Regions from separate parts of the Homo sapiens genome. Here region 1 is linked to region 2. A link is an interaction called in ENCODE POLR2A ChIA-PET data of the cell type or tissue named here. Cell type or tissue: GM12878. All regions are shown on one strand. Links, peaks and the distances in the headings refer to the core of each region. The heading gives the core; the rest is flanking DNA.

Region 1 (7,665 bases), core at 2,286-6,285, 51 kb after region 2:
TAAAAAAAAAAAAAAGAAAGAAAAGCAAGTAAAAATAAGTTGTAATAAATGCCAAAAACACAGAAATCCTCAATGTTGCTGAAGATATGATTAGACAGACTGTTTTATATACTGCTGGCCAAATCTAAATAGAAATATTATTTCTTAGAAAACAGATTTTTAGGAAAACTGATTTATATACATTTATCTTTGCATGATTTAATAAGAAAATTATAAACCTAAATATCCAATTATAAGGGAATGTGTGTATCACTTTTGTTACATCTATAAAAGATACCACTAGTAAATATTTAGCTTTTGGAGAAGAGCATTTATTATTTTTTTAATAATATGGAAGTAACATTATAATTATAAAAAAATCAGAGATAATGAAAAACATAACAAAAAATGACCTATAGTTCATCCACACAAACACTTTCTATCTTTAAAGTTAAAATTAAACTGTATAATAAGTTAAAATTAAGCTGTAAACAATGTTATATATATGTGTGTTACAAAAAAAAATGAATGGAAATTCCTCAAAAAAACAGTATTTGAATTAAGGCAGATGCTGTTGTGACCATTCTTTGATCTACTAAAACTTTTTCTGAACAGCAATTGGAATAGAATATGTACGTGTGGTGGATTATTTGCAAAGACAGCCATGAGTAAGTCCTTCCATCCCTGTATATGTATGCCTCTCCTTCTATGAAGAGGCAAAGTCTGTTTTCCTCTGCCCTTGAATTTGGGCTGTGATATGGTTTGGCTTTGTGTCCCCACCCAAATCTCATCTTCAGTTGTGGTTAAGGGAAAGACCTCATGGGAGGTGATTGTATCGTGGAGGCAGTTTCCTCCATGCTGTTCTCATGACAGTGAGTGAGTTCTCATGAGATCTGATGGTTTTATAAGGGGCTCTTCCCCCTTTGCTCTTCCACTCTTCTCTCTCTGATGCCATGTGAAGAAAGTCCCTTTGCCTTCTGCTATAATTGTAAGTTTCCTGGGGCCCGCCCAGCCATGTGGAACTGTGAGTCAATTGAAACTCAGGTATTTATTTATAGCATTGTGAAAACAGACTAACATAGGCTGGTTGTGTGACTCATTTTGACCAGTGGACTGTGTTGAAGTGATATTGGTTGACGCCTGGACCTAGATCTTTTTTTTTTTTTTAATTTACCAAGTTTTTTTTTTTTTCTTTTTTTTTTCTTTTTTTTCTTTTATTATTATACTTTAAGTTTTAGGGTACATGTGCACATTGTGCAGGTTAGTTACATATGTATACATGTGCCATGCTGGTGTGCTGCACCCACTAACTCGTCATCTAGCATTAGGTATATCTCCCAATGCTATCCCTCCCCCCTCCCCCCACCCCACAACAGTCCCCAGAGTGTGATGTTCCCCTTCCTGTGTCCATGTGATCTCATTGTTCAATTCCCGCCTATGAGTGAGAATATGCGGTGTTTGGTTTTTAGAGACTTTGCAGCTTCCGTTTGTCACTCTCTTAGAAGCCACCCATCATGTAAAGAATTCCAGCTACTGGCTAGAAAAAAGTCCATGGGGACAGAGACAAAAATCTTGGAGGAAGAAAGATCATAAAGTAGAGAGGTCCAGACAACTCCCAGTTATTCTAGCCATCCCAGTTGAATGGCAGATTTATAGATGAAGCCGTCTTAGATCCTCTGGCCTTTCCTAGTGAAATGTATGCAAATGAAAGAATTGTTTGCTATTTTCTTCTTTTATAAAGCCATTGATGATGAAATAAAACGAAATTCTGCCAAAATAGATGTCAAGAGGCTTATTCTGAGCCAGTATGAGTGACCATGGCCTGGGGTTATACAACCTCAAGGGGTCCTGGGAAAGTGTATCTGAGGTAGTCAGGTTATAGTTTGGATTTATATGTGGAAGATTCTGCAGGGTGAGGTGGGACATCTCAGTGTGGAGTTGGGGGTTGTGTAGTGGGCAACTTGTAAGTCATAGGTGGGTTTTAGGGATTCTTTAGTTGACAGTTGATTGAGAGAGTTAAACTATTGTCCAAAGACTTGGATTCGGTAGAAAGGAATGCTTGAGTTAAGGTTTTTCTTATGTAGATAAAGCCTCTCAGGTAGCAGCCCTGGGTGAGAATAGATGGGAAATATCTCTTTTCAAGCCTTAAAGGTGTAAGACTCACAGTTAATCTCTCCTAGATCCAGGAAAGGCCTAGAAAGGATAGACCTGCCTGCATTAATGGAGATTCTCTACAGATGCAAATTTCTCCCACAAAATATGACTTTGCAGGGCCATTTCAATTTGTTGGCCCTGTGGTAGTTATTTCTAAATACATCAAATAAAAGTATTTTGGGATGAAATATTTTGATTTCCTTCAGGATTTGCTATCTATCATGTGATGCTACACCAGAGTCAGGTTGGAAAGCAAGCCACATTATATGTGATTAATAATAAACATCTAATGAGATTTTGTGATTTGTAGGGCAATACCTTCTAGGCCCCTTAGATGGGAATTTTGGCAAGAGAAGAAAAGGTCAGATTTTAGTCCTCACCATTAAGTATTGTGGTGTTTTGTTATACAATAGGAGGTAACTGAAATGTTGTGTGAACCAGATCTGGCTAATGAGGAGAGGAGCTTCTGAGGCACAGAGCTGATGGGCAGGTACCTTTTTTTCTTTTTGCTCCTTTCTTTTTCTCCTTCCTGAAACAGGATTGTTGCAAATGCAGCAGCAATTTTATGATCAAGAAATGAAAAGCACGAGGATGAAGACCTATAAGTTAAGGATAGTGGAGAAGAGAGAGAGAGAGAGAGCCAGAGCCAATGCTAATGACATTGCTAATGACATCCCTGAACTACCATGCTTTCCTCACTTCTGTCTATCCATAGAATTCTTGTAGTTGAATAAGCACTTAAATGTTTGCATGTTAAATTTTTCTATTACGGTTGTTGTTCCTTGCCCTTGAATGTAATTTAAATGGACTCAGCAGATTTTAAAATTTTCATTAGAATTTTAAGACTTTACAAAATTTATGACATAATTGTATATAGCAGATTCAGGTTACAAATATAATGGTACTAACAGTAAGAAAAGTATCCATTTCTGTCTGTCTATTTTATAATCTACTGGAGATAGAATAGGATGGGATACTACTCCTTTTTCATGTAGTTTTTTTTTTTCTTCTTCTTCTCTTCACAAAACCCGCACCACTATCTCACTGATGCTATGCCCACTAACCCCAGGCTTTAGTCACACATAGGAAATAGCTGCCATTCTGTGCTTTCATAATGGTTAACCATGCCTTTCACTTAAAGAATTCCAGAAATTGGCTTTAGGAGAACTAAACATTGAATGAATCTTGTGAAGTGTCCCACCTTGGGAAGGAATGCTGAACAATTGATGTATAGCCTTATTGCTGCTGGCCAGACCACCAGGTAGCCCATTACTCAAGAAAACCATAGCAACAAGATGCGCTGACCTGCATACCCTACTTCTCATGTGCTTTGCCCAGCTCAGCCTGCATACTTTACCCCTGATGTCAATTCCTGTGCTTTGCTTAATAAAAATAAAAAAATACCTCTTGCAGATTTTAGGCTTTTTCAGAGAGCCAGCCAGAGGATCCTTCCACCTCACCTCTGCTGTCTCCCTTTTGCTCAACCACAAGTCCCAAAATAAAAATCTTGTCTGGGAAATCTGCTTGGCCCTGTGTTAACTTCTGTTACATGGGAGCCAAAGAGCCTGTGGTCTGTAACAGGTTCTCTGGCAACCATGACGGGATTATAGGACGTGGTGAGCATTTTTCTCCAAGGAGGAGGCTTGTGAGCCAGCATGATGGCGGGGTGTGCCTGCCTCCTTCATGGGTGACAGGTGGTCACCTGAATCTTTGATTCAGCATTGCCACAACTGGTGAGTTTTCTTCTTGCCTCCCCGAGACTGCCAGACAATGCTTCTCTCTTCTCCTGTCCCCTATTTGTTGTGTCTTTTTCCTTCCTCTTTCCTCCTACTTTTCCTTCACTTTTCATTAACTTCATCAGCTCAAATTGAATAGACACCTGTGCAGGACAGATTGCAATGGCTGATTGGTTCAGCTGGTAGGACTGTCATCTTTAAGTCTGCTAAGCGCTTTTCCTCCCTTTCCCACACCTACGGGGAAGGGAAGCCTGTGGGCTTTTCTGTTGTCTATCTTTTCGGGCATATTATCCTATGGACTGTGGGTGCTGCCTTTTGAGGGGAGAATTGACAGCACATGGTTCCAGAGTTTGAGCTACTGACTTCCTAATCCATTTTTCCCTGTTTGATTTGACAACATATTCCCCTATGCCTCCTGTTGGGTGGCATCTTGTAAAAAGTGAGAGACTTTTGCCTATGATTCCATAAAACAGAAAAAGATGTGCTTTTTTTTTTTTTTTTTTTTTTTTTGTAGCATGGCTTGGCCCCCACAGCTATGGCACAGGGAGCAGGGTCATCAAAATCCACTCTGCTCTTCCAGAAGCTGCAGAGAGAGGGAACCCTAAAACCTGACATGCCAGAAAAGGTAAACATTTCTTACCAGCCAGACTCCTGGCCTCTCTGTGTAAACCAGTTGATGAAATGTGAAAATCACTGTTTGTCTCCCCTGCAAGGTTTTGATTAATGGGAAAAGGGATTTGTGAGACTAGTCTTCAGCTGTAGCAAATCTTGTGTACTTTGAGCTATATAAATTTGTCTTTCTGTGTTGTTCTGTCATAAAGTGTGGCCCCATAGGATAAAATACGAGCCTAGGCCCTCTGTAAGCCTTCTGTTGCAAGCCAGCCCTGCAGACTGGTCAGCTACAAACTTTGCTGTTGGTCCCTTAAAAAAAAGCCAGATGAGGTTTCCCTCTCATCTTGTTTTACGTCCTTGGGAGCTTGACCTTGTGACCATGTGGGGGTACCTCTCCTGGTCTCTACCATCTGGAGGGCTGGAATTTTCAGGTTCATGTCAGGCAGCTAGCCTGAAAGGACTTGGAGTCTGAGCTGCATCAGCACACTCTTTGTCCTGAATGTGTCATGCCCTTGGGTGAGTTTTGTCTTAAATGGTCCCATTTCTATGTGGCTTTAGTTGTCTTTTGCTGTCTTAGGTCATTTCTGAGAATGAATTCTTGGGAACCATGTAGATGCCTCCTTTACTCCCTCTAGATATACCTTTTGCTTATATAGTAAAAACCTCTAAAATTACTATCTGAACTTCAAAAGGCTTTTGGATTCACTCACTATTGGAACTAAGTACACCATCAACAGAAAAAAAGGACTTCAGAGATCTCTTATTCTCAACAATTAAAGAAAAAATGGTTTAAAATAAAAGAAGGACGTGTAATAATGTCATAGCTAGCCTTTAAAATGATCTTGAGCATCCTGGTCAACAGAGTGAAATGCAAAATTTTTTAGAAAGTAAAAAGTTATATTGAGCAGTTAAAAATATTTTGCAACCTAAAACATGACTGCTCTAGGCTCCTTCTGGGAAGAGCAGTGGCAACTGCCATATGCTGTAGCTCAGTAGCTATAGACCTTGCCCTTTCATGAGGTGTGTGGCCTTGGTTCAATTCTCAGCTTAAGGAATAGGTTCTTTTTGTTTTGATAATTATGTAACCTTTAATACTTATTGATTCTTTTCTCCTCCATGAACAGCTTCTGAATTTGTCTCTTGAATTTTTCTTTCTCTGAGTTATCTTTGGGGCAATTCTAGCTCTTGTAAAAACCACTTGCCATCTTTTTGGAGACAACCTGTGATTCTGTGGTTAAGTCATAACCTTACTTAAGGCTTATTGGTTTCACTCAGGAAAATACCTTTAGGAAAACAAAAGGCTTAAAAGCTAGAGGTGTCAGCTGTTTGTCCCAGCCAAAGTCTCGTAATAAAAGATTTAAAAGAATTTTTAAATAAAAGAGCTCTATGCTTAGAAGTGAGCTTAATTAAAAGGGGATATCAAAGCTATATGCATACTTAAAAGGCCGTTATGTTTTTTCTCTTCTTGGATCTTGTTTTTTGAATATATATTATATATATATTATATATATATTTTTTCTTCTCAGTTGACTGAATTGTTTCTCCATTTACTTTTGTCTGTCCTCTTGCTACCCTCAAGTTCACATGAGAGGACCTAAGGTAATTTCTGACAGCCTTGGGAAAAACAGAGGAGGTCTCACAGGCCCTGTTTTGGGAGAAATCTGTTTTCCTCATGGAACCCAAATAATTCTAAGTGGACAGATCCCTCTCAAAACCTAAGGCTCTGCTGTGTTTTGCACTGCATTGTGTTACCCGACCTCTTTGACTTTTGTGGGCATCAGAAATTACTTTGCATTATTTAAAAAAAAACCTTAATTTGTAATAGCTAAATAAGAGATATACTTTTAAAAATGTCTAATGGCAATTGTTTATAGTGAGTAGCTACTACTACAAGCCGGTACTCCTTTCTTTGTGCATTTAGATAAGAAAAACATGCTCTTGAGCACCTAGAAGGTATAGAATGGGGGATGGGCTGATTACAGAGTGGGCTGATTGCAGTTGGGTTGCCCACCAGCCTTGGAGAAATGTCCTTGCAATGAAATACACTGTGAAAGTGTTGCAATGTCCCATCCCATAGTATGTGTCTCTTTTTTGGGACCCAAGATTCAGTGTAAAAATGGGATTCTTGACAACTCTCCATGCGTAAGAGTATCTGCTTTTCCTGGCGATCTCACATGAACTTTTACTCAAACCATATTTTCTTGGTTTGATTAAAATATAAATTCTCTATCTTATTTCACCTAAGAGTTGTCCCTTTAGATATACAAATTAGACTTGCCTCGCTGACAATTGCTTAGGACAGGGAACAGGTAGTCAACAGACTAATCGCCTAAAATGGAAAACAAAAGATTTTTCTTTACCTTTTAAATAACTATAGAAAAAAGAGAGAGGAGGAAATAAATTCAACTGGCCTCATGCTGTCTTTATTGGGTCTTATTGTTTGGAAAGCTGAGTCTCCCCTCTATCAATGAGTACAGGTTTTTGGCTTAAAAAATTTTTAGAGTTATCACTTTGGCTAAATAAATGGCTTATAGTAGCCTGGGATTCTGTTCTGTGTTATCAAGTGTTTTAAACCTTTTGATATCTGACAAACTTTTCAAGATCAAATTAAGCATTGGGTACTTTTAGGTCCAAAAGAGATATTTTTGGCTCATTTGGTATATTAAACCCATATAAGAAACATTGTTAAATAAAAAATGTTGTTTAACCTTCATTAGATTATATTCCTATAAATGTGTTAATATGTATTTGAAAATTATATGAGATTCCTATAATTCTGATATGCCTCACTATATGTTATTAATAATTGTGATTGTTATGTTAAATTATTGTGTGCCACAGAGATTACCAGATTTCTTTTTTTTTTTTTTTTAGATGGAGTTTTGCTCTTGTTGCCCAAGCTGGAGTGCAATAGCGCAATCTCGGCTCACTGCAACCTCTGTCTCCCAGGTTCAAGTGATTCTCGTGCCTCAGCCTTCCAAGTAGCTGGGGTTGCAGGCATGCACCACCACACCCCACTAATTTTTGTATTTTTAGTAGAGATGGGGTTTCACCATGTTGGCCAGGCTGGTCTCAAACTCCTGACTTCAGGTGATCCGTCTGCCTCAGCCTTCCAAAGTGCTGGGATTACAGGCGTGTGCCACCACGCCCGGCCTGATTACCAGATTTTCTTGTTGATTGTGTC
Region 2 (7,665 bases), core at 2,166-6,165:
TTTTTTTTTTTTCTTGAGACAGTGTCTCACTCTACTGCTCAGGCTGGAGTGCAGTGGTGCCATCACGGCTTACTGAAGCCTTGACCTCCCAGGCTCAAGTGATCCTCCCACCTCAGCCTCCTGAGTAGATGGGACTACAGGTATGTGCCATCATGCCCAGCTAATTTTTAAAAATATTTTGTAGAGACAGGGTCTCCCTATGTTGTCCAGGCTGTTCTTGAACTCCTAGGCTCAAGCAATTGGATGCCTTTTATTATTTTCTCTTGCTTAATTGCTTTACTTAGGACTTCTAGTACTATGTTGAATAGAAGTGGTGAAAGGATACGTTCTTGTTTCAGGTTTTAGAGGGAAAGCTTTCAACTTATTCTTCTCATTCAGTACAATGCTAGTGTGTGTTTGTCAGATTTGGCCTTCACTGTGTTGATGTACACAATGTACCTGATTTGTTGAGATTTTTTATTGTTTTTATCACCTTTTGTACCTAATTTGTTGAGAGTTTTTATCATGAAGAAATGTTGGATTTTATCAAATGCTTCCTAGCATCTATTGAAATGATATGTTTTTTGTTCTTCATTCTGTTTATGTGATATGTCTTGTTTATTGATTTGCATATGTTGAATCATCCTTGCATCTCTGGGATGAATCCCACTTGGTCATGGCGAGTGATCTTTTGAATGTGCTGTTGGATTCATTTTGCTAGTATTTTGTGGAGGATTTTTACATATATGTTCATCAGGGATATTGGCATATAGTTTTCTTTTTCTTTTTTTTTGTATTCTGTTCTTGTTTTGGTATCAGGATAACGCAGGCCTCACAGACTAAGTTTGGAAGATTTCTCTATTCAATTATTGAAATAGTTTGAGAATTGGTATTATTTCTTCATAAAATGTTTGGTTGAATTCAGCGATGAATCCATAAGGTCCTGGGCTTTTCTTTGATGAGATAATTTTTATTACTGATTCAATCTCCTAAACCATTATTGGTCTGTTCAGCTGTTCTATCTCTTCAAAGTTCAATTTTAAGAAATTAATGTTACAATACTATTAATAGCTATACTATAAGTAACATTATGTTCCATTTTCCAATCATGAAATAATTTTATGTAATATATTATTTGATCCTTAAATAATCCCATTGAAAAGTTAGCTAGCATTAGTATCATTTTGCCATTTTATAATGTGGAATCAGAAGGTTACTGATTTTAAATAAAGCCACTTGACTATTGAATGGTAGATCTAGGATATAAATTCAAGTATTCAGATTTTATTCTCATGCTTAACTACTATCCCTTCAGTGATAACTCAAGAGTGACCAGACATGGGTAGAGCCTGATGTCTTGCCAGATTGATAACAAATGATTGTGGAGCCCTACAGTTTTACAGACACTGTGCTAGACATTGGGGTGAGAACTGTGACCAAGAGAGATGAGATGTTTACCATCCTTAAGTTTATGAAATAGGAGAGAGAGTAAATACAAAGAACAAATTAATATATAGGATATTTATTGATTATGGTAATGCTATCTATGAAGAAAATTAACAGCATGGTAAGACAGAGAGTAACTGGGGGAAGCCATTTATGGTAGGATGATTAGGTGAGATGGTGATGTTGAAAGATGTGAGTAAAGGTGAGAATACAGTTAAAAGATGAGAATATGCTGCTACAGAAAAGGCCAGTGGAAGTGCATTCCAGCCTAAACCGAAACTAGAAAAACTTGGATATAGGAAAATAAATGTTGTCATATGGGACAGACAGTGAACTACTGTAGCTGGATTGTGAGGAGTGAGGAAGAGAGTGATTGAAAGTTGAAGAGGAAACAGAAGCCAAATTATGGAGTAAGTATAAAGGGAGAATTTTGGAAGGTCAGTCCAGTTCACGAAGGCAATCTTAACTGCATTCCAGACTCAATCCACAAGGGTAGACTCCTGGCAACCATGTTTGTATATAATCCCACTTCCTTGGCCAGAGTTCTCATGCAATAAAAATATATTGAACATCTGCTATGTGCACTGTGTAATAGGTGATCAAAACACATGCAGTTGCTGCCCTTGTGCAGTTTTAAAGTTCAATACACGTGTGCCCAGATCCAAGAATGGCCAGTTAGAACTTTTTTCTAGGAATTTGAAACTGGGAACTAGAGAGGGATTTGGTTTCTGTGTATCTGGAGCTATAACATGAACACTAGGAGCTGCTGGAAACCAAATTCTGCCACATCATCTGGGAAGTCCAGAAGTCCAGTCTGCAGAGACAGAAGAATGAAGGACACAGAAAGAGATAAAACTCTCATGATCCCTGTTGGCTTTACATTCATGGATTTTAGTCCTTCTAGAAGCTGTGTTGCATTCAGCAGCCTTGTTCTTTGAGATAACTTATAATCCTGTAATATAGTCCTCATATTTCTAATATGTTCTGAGCTATTTTGTGGTTTTCAGTAAAGTAAATTTAATGTATATTCTAGACCTAACTAGGGCAGGACAGGCTCAGGAAAAATTAGCTCTAGGGCTTAAGCATGACAAGATTTGAGAGTTAGGTGAATAATTTGTAATCCTAGAAGATAAAACAAGCAAGCAAACAAAAAAAAAAACCCACACACCTCTTCACGTGGTTATTAGAAATTTGGAGCATTGGGTGCGGGGAAACACCATTTAAAAAAATGGAAAAAGCACTCCATTGATGATGATTATGGTAGTGATGCTATAGATGATGAGAAGATGCCATGTACTAAGAACTAAATATTTGCCAGATAGGGAATAAATATAGTGTACTTCACTGAAGCATCTGTCAGTCTCTAAATTATCCCCTTCACAAACTCACAAACGCAGTAACAAGATGGACAGATTCCAGTGAGCCATGTTTAAACATGACCTCTCCCCTACATCCACATCTGATGGGAGTATTTATTTATTAAACAGATATTTATTGAGTACCTATCATATATGGAGTGGTGAACCAAACAGATAACATTTCTGCTTTTTTGGGGCTTTTGGCAAAGATAGGACGGTAAAGATAGAATGAGCTAAGGTACTATGCTTGATGCTTCCAGGTAGATTCACCCTAACCCTCCAAAGTAAGTAGTGGTATTCTTATTTTACAGAGAAGAAAGCTAAGCTCTCTTTCCCTAACCAGGGAAATTAAGTTGCTAATAACTAGAAAGTGAATAAAGGGCAAAGGCAGCTGTATCCTAACTCTGAGCCTTTCTGAAGTCTGTGATTATCCTAGTTGCACCATTTATGTCCCATAAGCAGGACACAGAAACATTTAGCTGTGATCTATGGGCTGGAAAGTGACAACTACTGCTGCTGCTAGGATAGGAAGCTTGGCGCTGGACACCTCAATGTACAGCTGGACTGGCAAAGCACTAAACATGTCCATCACCATGTTTGCTAGGAACGGCAAACTATGAAACCTAGAGATGGTCTCCTCCTCACTTCTGTCTTCCAAATTTTGCATAAGTACACCTTATTGTCAGCACCTAGTTTGCACTTAGAACACCAACTGCAAAGGAGTCTGGGGAAATGTAGCTTTCAGGTTTCCAGCCTCCGAATGAATGATAGCACACCAGGAGGAGGGGAGAAATTCTTAGCAACCCAGTGCTTAGTATTTGGCATCCCATTACATTAAGATGCCTTGAATATTTGCTTAGAAATGTGATATTTCATACTGGCAGGTTTGGACATGCAGGGGTTTGTCTGGTGTTGTTTGGGATTTTTCTAGGTTTTGAGTCACTCCACATGTTTTTGCCACACAATTAATTACTTGTACCATTTCAAATTAAAGGAGACTTTATAAAGAGATACCTATGTGCAGACTCAAGAGCGGACTGAAATACCTGGGAGTCAGAAGCCTAAAGTTTGTGTGTATATTTTTTTCCCTGCAGGTTCCCAATAACTGTGTGTCACCTTCAACAAGATCTCTAGCCTCTTTGGGTTTTTCAGCGTTTTCTCCACTGTAACAAGAATAATGGCTCTCGCCACTTCTCTGCCTCTAAGGGTGTTGTCAGAATTAATGAGACATCAGGGTGAAAAGCTTTCTACATTTTTTTCCCCTCAGAGAATGCTGGAAAAAAAAATAGAAGTAATATCTGTATTTTGTGAAGAACTTTTCTTTCTGCATGTCTTCATAACATTTAGAAAAGAGTTTACAGATTTTTTTTTTTTTGAGCAATGGCAATTACCATAGGTGTTACATATAATAAGGGAACTTTATCTGTCAAGAGAAACAAAGGAGAAACTAAAAACTTGAGTCAGAGAAAGTATGCTCCTGGCTTACTCTTTAATGGAATGAGTAGGAGGGCTGAGAAAATCACAAGTAAAATATTACTGTACAGAGAGCATCTGAAAGTAGGAGGAGAAACTACTTAATTAAAGTTGCCACCCTCAAAGTAGAAAAAGAAAAGTGATACTGACTGCTGACAAGTTGCTGAAATGCCTTAGATATACTGGAGAGAGAAGATGAAAGTTGGAGGTCAAAATCTTTGTGCTTTAGGGTTAAACTGCTCAGATCAATGATAATAATATCACTGATCATTATGTTCCATTGGAAGTTAAACTCTAACGAGTTAAAAATGTTCTCAACCATTTAATTAATTATTCAATGAATTGTTTGTTAACATAGGCAACAAGTACTATATCAATTCTCTCACTTCAGTGGAATGCAATACTCTGGATTCTGATGGGTGTTAATGCTGTCAAACATGCACATCTTAATAAGATTTATTCTTGGCCATCTGTAGATAATGACTTTCTAAATAAAGCTGTTCTTGGAGACAGAAAATATTCAACTCTGATATTTATAGTACTGTCCATATTTATAATCAAGTTGCTTTTTTGTTTAGAATCCTTTGTTTTAGGATGTTAAGCATTTTGGAAAATATTGTGGGGGCACATATAATTATTATTTCTTTAGGGTAAAGTACAGCTAAGCAAGGATAGGCCAAATGTCAAAGAGTGGTCCAGAAGTCAGACTGAGAGTTCAATTTCCTCACCCACTGACCGCACTCACTGAATGCCTCTGAAAAACCATGACTAATCACTTCTTCTTTTCAAGTATCTTATGAGGATATCTTTCTTAAAAGTATTTTATTCAGTTTCAAAAGATTTTTTATTACCTAATGCCTTTTCTCTAACTCAAAACAAATAGTACTTTTCAGTAATCGTTGCCCTTTTCACATCAATCCTTCTCCACATTGGTTGAACAATACTCTTTGGGAAAAAATAAACTGGATAGTACAACATATAGTAAGTTGAATATATAATATCTTCTTCTAATAGGTCTTCACATTTTTGCATCAAACTTGTTGTCTTAAATTCAACATCTTCTTTTGAGTAATAATACTTATGAATAACTTATGGAAAACATTGTTAAAGGTGAAAGTATCATAGAAACAAGAACTCCAGGGCATTTAAATATATCGCGAATGAGGCTTTATAAAGACTATGAATGCTAATTTGTATATCAAATATAAACAGGGTTACTAGTGAAAACAAGGTCCAAATAGGGTAATTCAAAATAGCATATTCATATCTTTTTAAACATCCCTCAGAAAACTATATTTGAAGCAATCAGGATAATCTACATATTTCTTACAAAAATACATTTGTTTTACAAAGAGCAAGATGAGCAATTAAAGTAAAACTATTAAGGATGTTGTAAGTGTCTGGGGCTAAGATTTCAGAATTAGAGTTTGGGATTAAGAAGCAATTTCTTGCATACTAAAGTTGTAAAGGTGTCAATATGAATGTGTGGCTTCCTTGAATAGTGCTCATGTATGCAGAGATCGGTGTTGATAATGCAACTATTATCATTTTTGTGATTTGGTTTGGAAAGGACAGGAAAGGATAATTGTATAAGAGAAGCAATGGTACAAATCAAATGAAAATTCAGATGATCAGCCAGGTCCAAGATGCATGGAGAATGAAGACAGAAACTTGTGAAAGTTTTTGTTTGTTTGTTTGTTTATTTTTAAAAGAGGGATTGATATCTGAGGAAGACCAAGTTACTGGAAGTCTTCAACTTGGAAGTCAAAGAATAAATAGGAAATATGTTTATAGAGAATGTTAGCTAAAATTTTCAGACATTTTAGTTTGCAGGGCATGACAAGATGGAGGGTAAAGCTGTAAGAGTGGGTAGTTGTGAAAGAAATGCAAAGGGAAATTATTGCATTAGTGATCTATTGCTGTGTTACAAATCACAAATTCAGTGGCTTAAGACGATATTAATTATCTCACAGTTTCTGTGAGTCATGAGTCCAGTTACTGCCTAGCTGGATTCTCTTCTTAGGGTCTTACAGTGCTGCAATTAATGTGTTGGCTGGAGTGTGTTCTCATTTGAGATTTGACTGTTGAGGAATCTATTTCCAAGCTCACTCGGATTACTGGAAGAATTTCCTTGCAGTTGTAGGATTGAGGGCTCTGGCCTCTTGTTGGTTGTGAGCTGAAACTGCCTTGAGCTCCTACAGTCAATTCTCATCATTTAGAAGCTATTCGCAGTTCCCAGAGGTCACCTGAAGTTCTTTGCCATATGAGCTTTCCCAACATGGTTTCTTACTTCATCAAACCAGCAAGGAGACATATGCTAGGGTGCCATCCCATCATCTTTGCCATAATCTGTTGGTTAGAAGTAAGTTACAGGCTCGCCCTGTGATTAAAGTTGGGGCGGGGGGTGGATTACACAAAGATGTGAATGCCAGAAAATGGGGATCATGAGTTCACCTTAGAAGCTGTACACCTCAACTGATAAGAGAAAAACTCTCAATATAGTATGACTCTGAAGTTTTCCAACTTAATAGAATGAACCAGTTTCATTCTATTTAGTAATGCAGGGCATTTAGTAAATGCAGGGCAATCACTAAAAAATAACAGAGTACAAAAGTTGACATAGCTGTCTAGTCTGAATCTAAGAAGAGCAGATTTTTATATTTGACTGGTGGAATAAGGCAGGAAACAGCATTTGCCACAGAAAACGAGAACTTAAACCAGGGCTCATGAAACTTGAAAGAATCAGCAGCCTCCACTGCAGAGGCTTCAGGGAAACTGTGGTTAGAACTAAAGAGCAGAGAGATTATTTTGTGAATAGGTTGATATGTGACACATGTTTTTTACCATGGCATGAGTTAGAAAAGCCAGTGGGAAAATGAGATGAAGGACAGCAGAGGGGAATGTAACTTGTAAATGTAAAAGTAGCTTGTGTTACATTTCCATCCATTTCCAGTTCATAAGCATTTTCCTCTATCCTTTCTGTTACTTGTTATATATGTGTCTCTTAAAAATAGCAGGCCTGATGTTTCTGAATCTTATGGCCCTTTAATTATTTGAAGACAAGTTTCACATCTTCTCTCTTTCAGAAAAGGTGTTGTGAGAAAGAGGCTTACTTTTAGTCCAGCATTAAAGGATTTTATATTTTTTATAAAGGATAAATTATTTTAAAAGTCTTAGACAAGGTCTGTCCCCTCCCTGCTGAGCCTGTGCAAACTCTCAGGAGATCCCAGTCACTCTCTCTCCTAATAAGACTTTCTGTCTTCTCTTTCCTAGTTCTTTCTCTCTCTTTCTCAAATTACAGTGTTGCTTTAGGAGGATTGAATATAGAAAGGGTTTGAGGCAAAGGTGGTAAGAAGGATTGTGATGGAGGAGGGAAAGCACAATATTCTCCTTTATTTGTTCCTCCATC

The links. ChIA-PET counts read pairs that join two places held together with the same protein. Peaks named below come from ENCODE experiments on the same cell type or tissue, not always from the same donor. Only the 100,000 strongest peaks of a DNase experiment are listed, where the experiment ranks them.
Region 1: POLR2A ChIA-PET joins it to region 2 with 7 read pairs; 4 of 35 experiments call an interaction of 5 or more read pairs at or near these places.

What each region holds. Positions count from the first base shown.
Region 1 is chr4:113,869,200-113,876,864 of GRCh38, forward strand. It overlaps LOC105377375 (a long non-coding RNA gene), which reads left to right and starts at 2,547. Exons shown (of 3, transcript XR_939087.3): 1 at 2,547-2,623; 2 at 4,384-4,494; 3 at 7,356-7,665. RefSeq lists an enhancer at 882-1,041. In GM12878, for the core only: no CTCF peak of the experiment used is centred there; no DNase peak of the experiment used is centred there.
Region 2 is chr4:113,818,420-113,826,084 of GRCh38, forward strand. No RefSeq gene overlaps it. Among named protein-coding and RNA genes, the nearest start is that of CAMK2D, 61 kb to the left of the region's middle. In GM12878, for the core only: no CTCF peak of the experiment used is centred there; DNase peaks (open chromatin) are centred at 4,312 and 4,992; H3K4me3 peaks cover 446 bases; H3K27ac peaks cover 2,907 bases.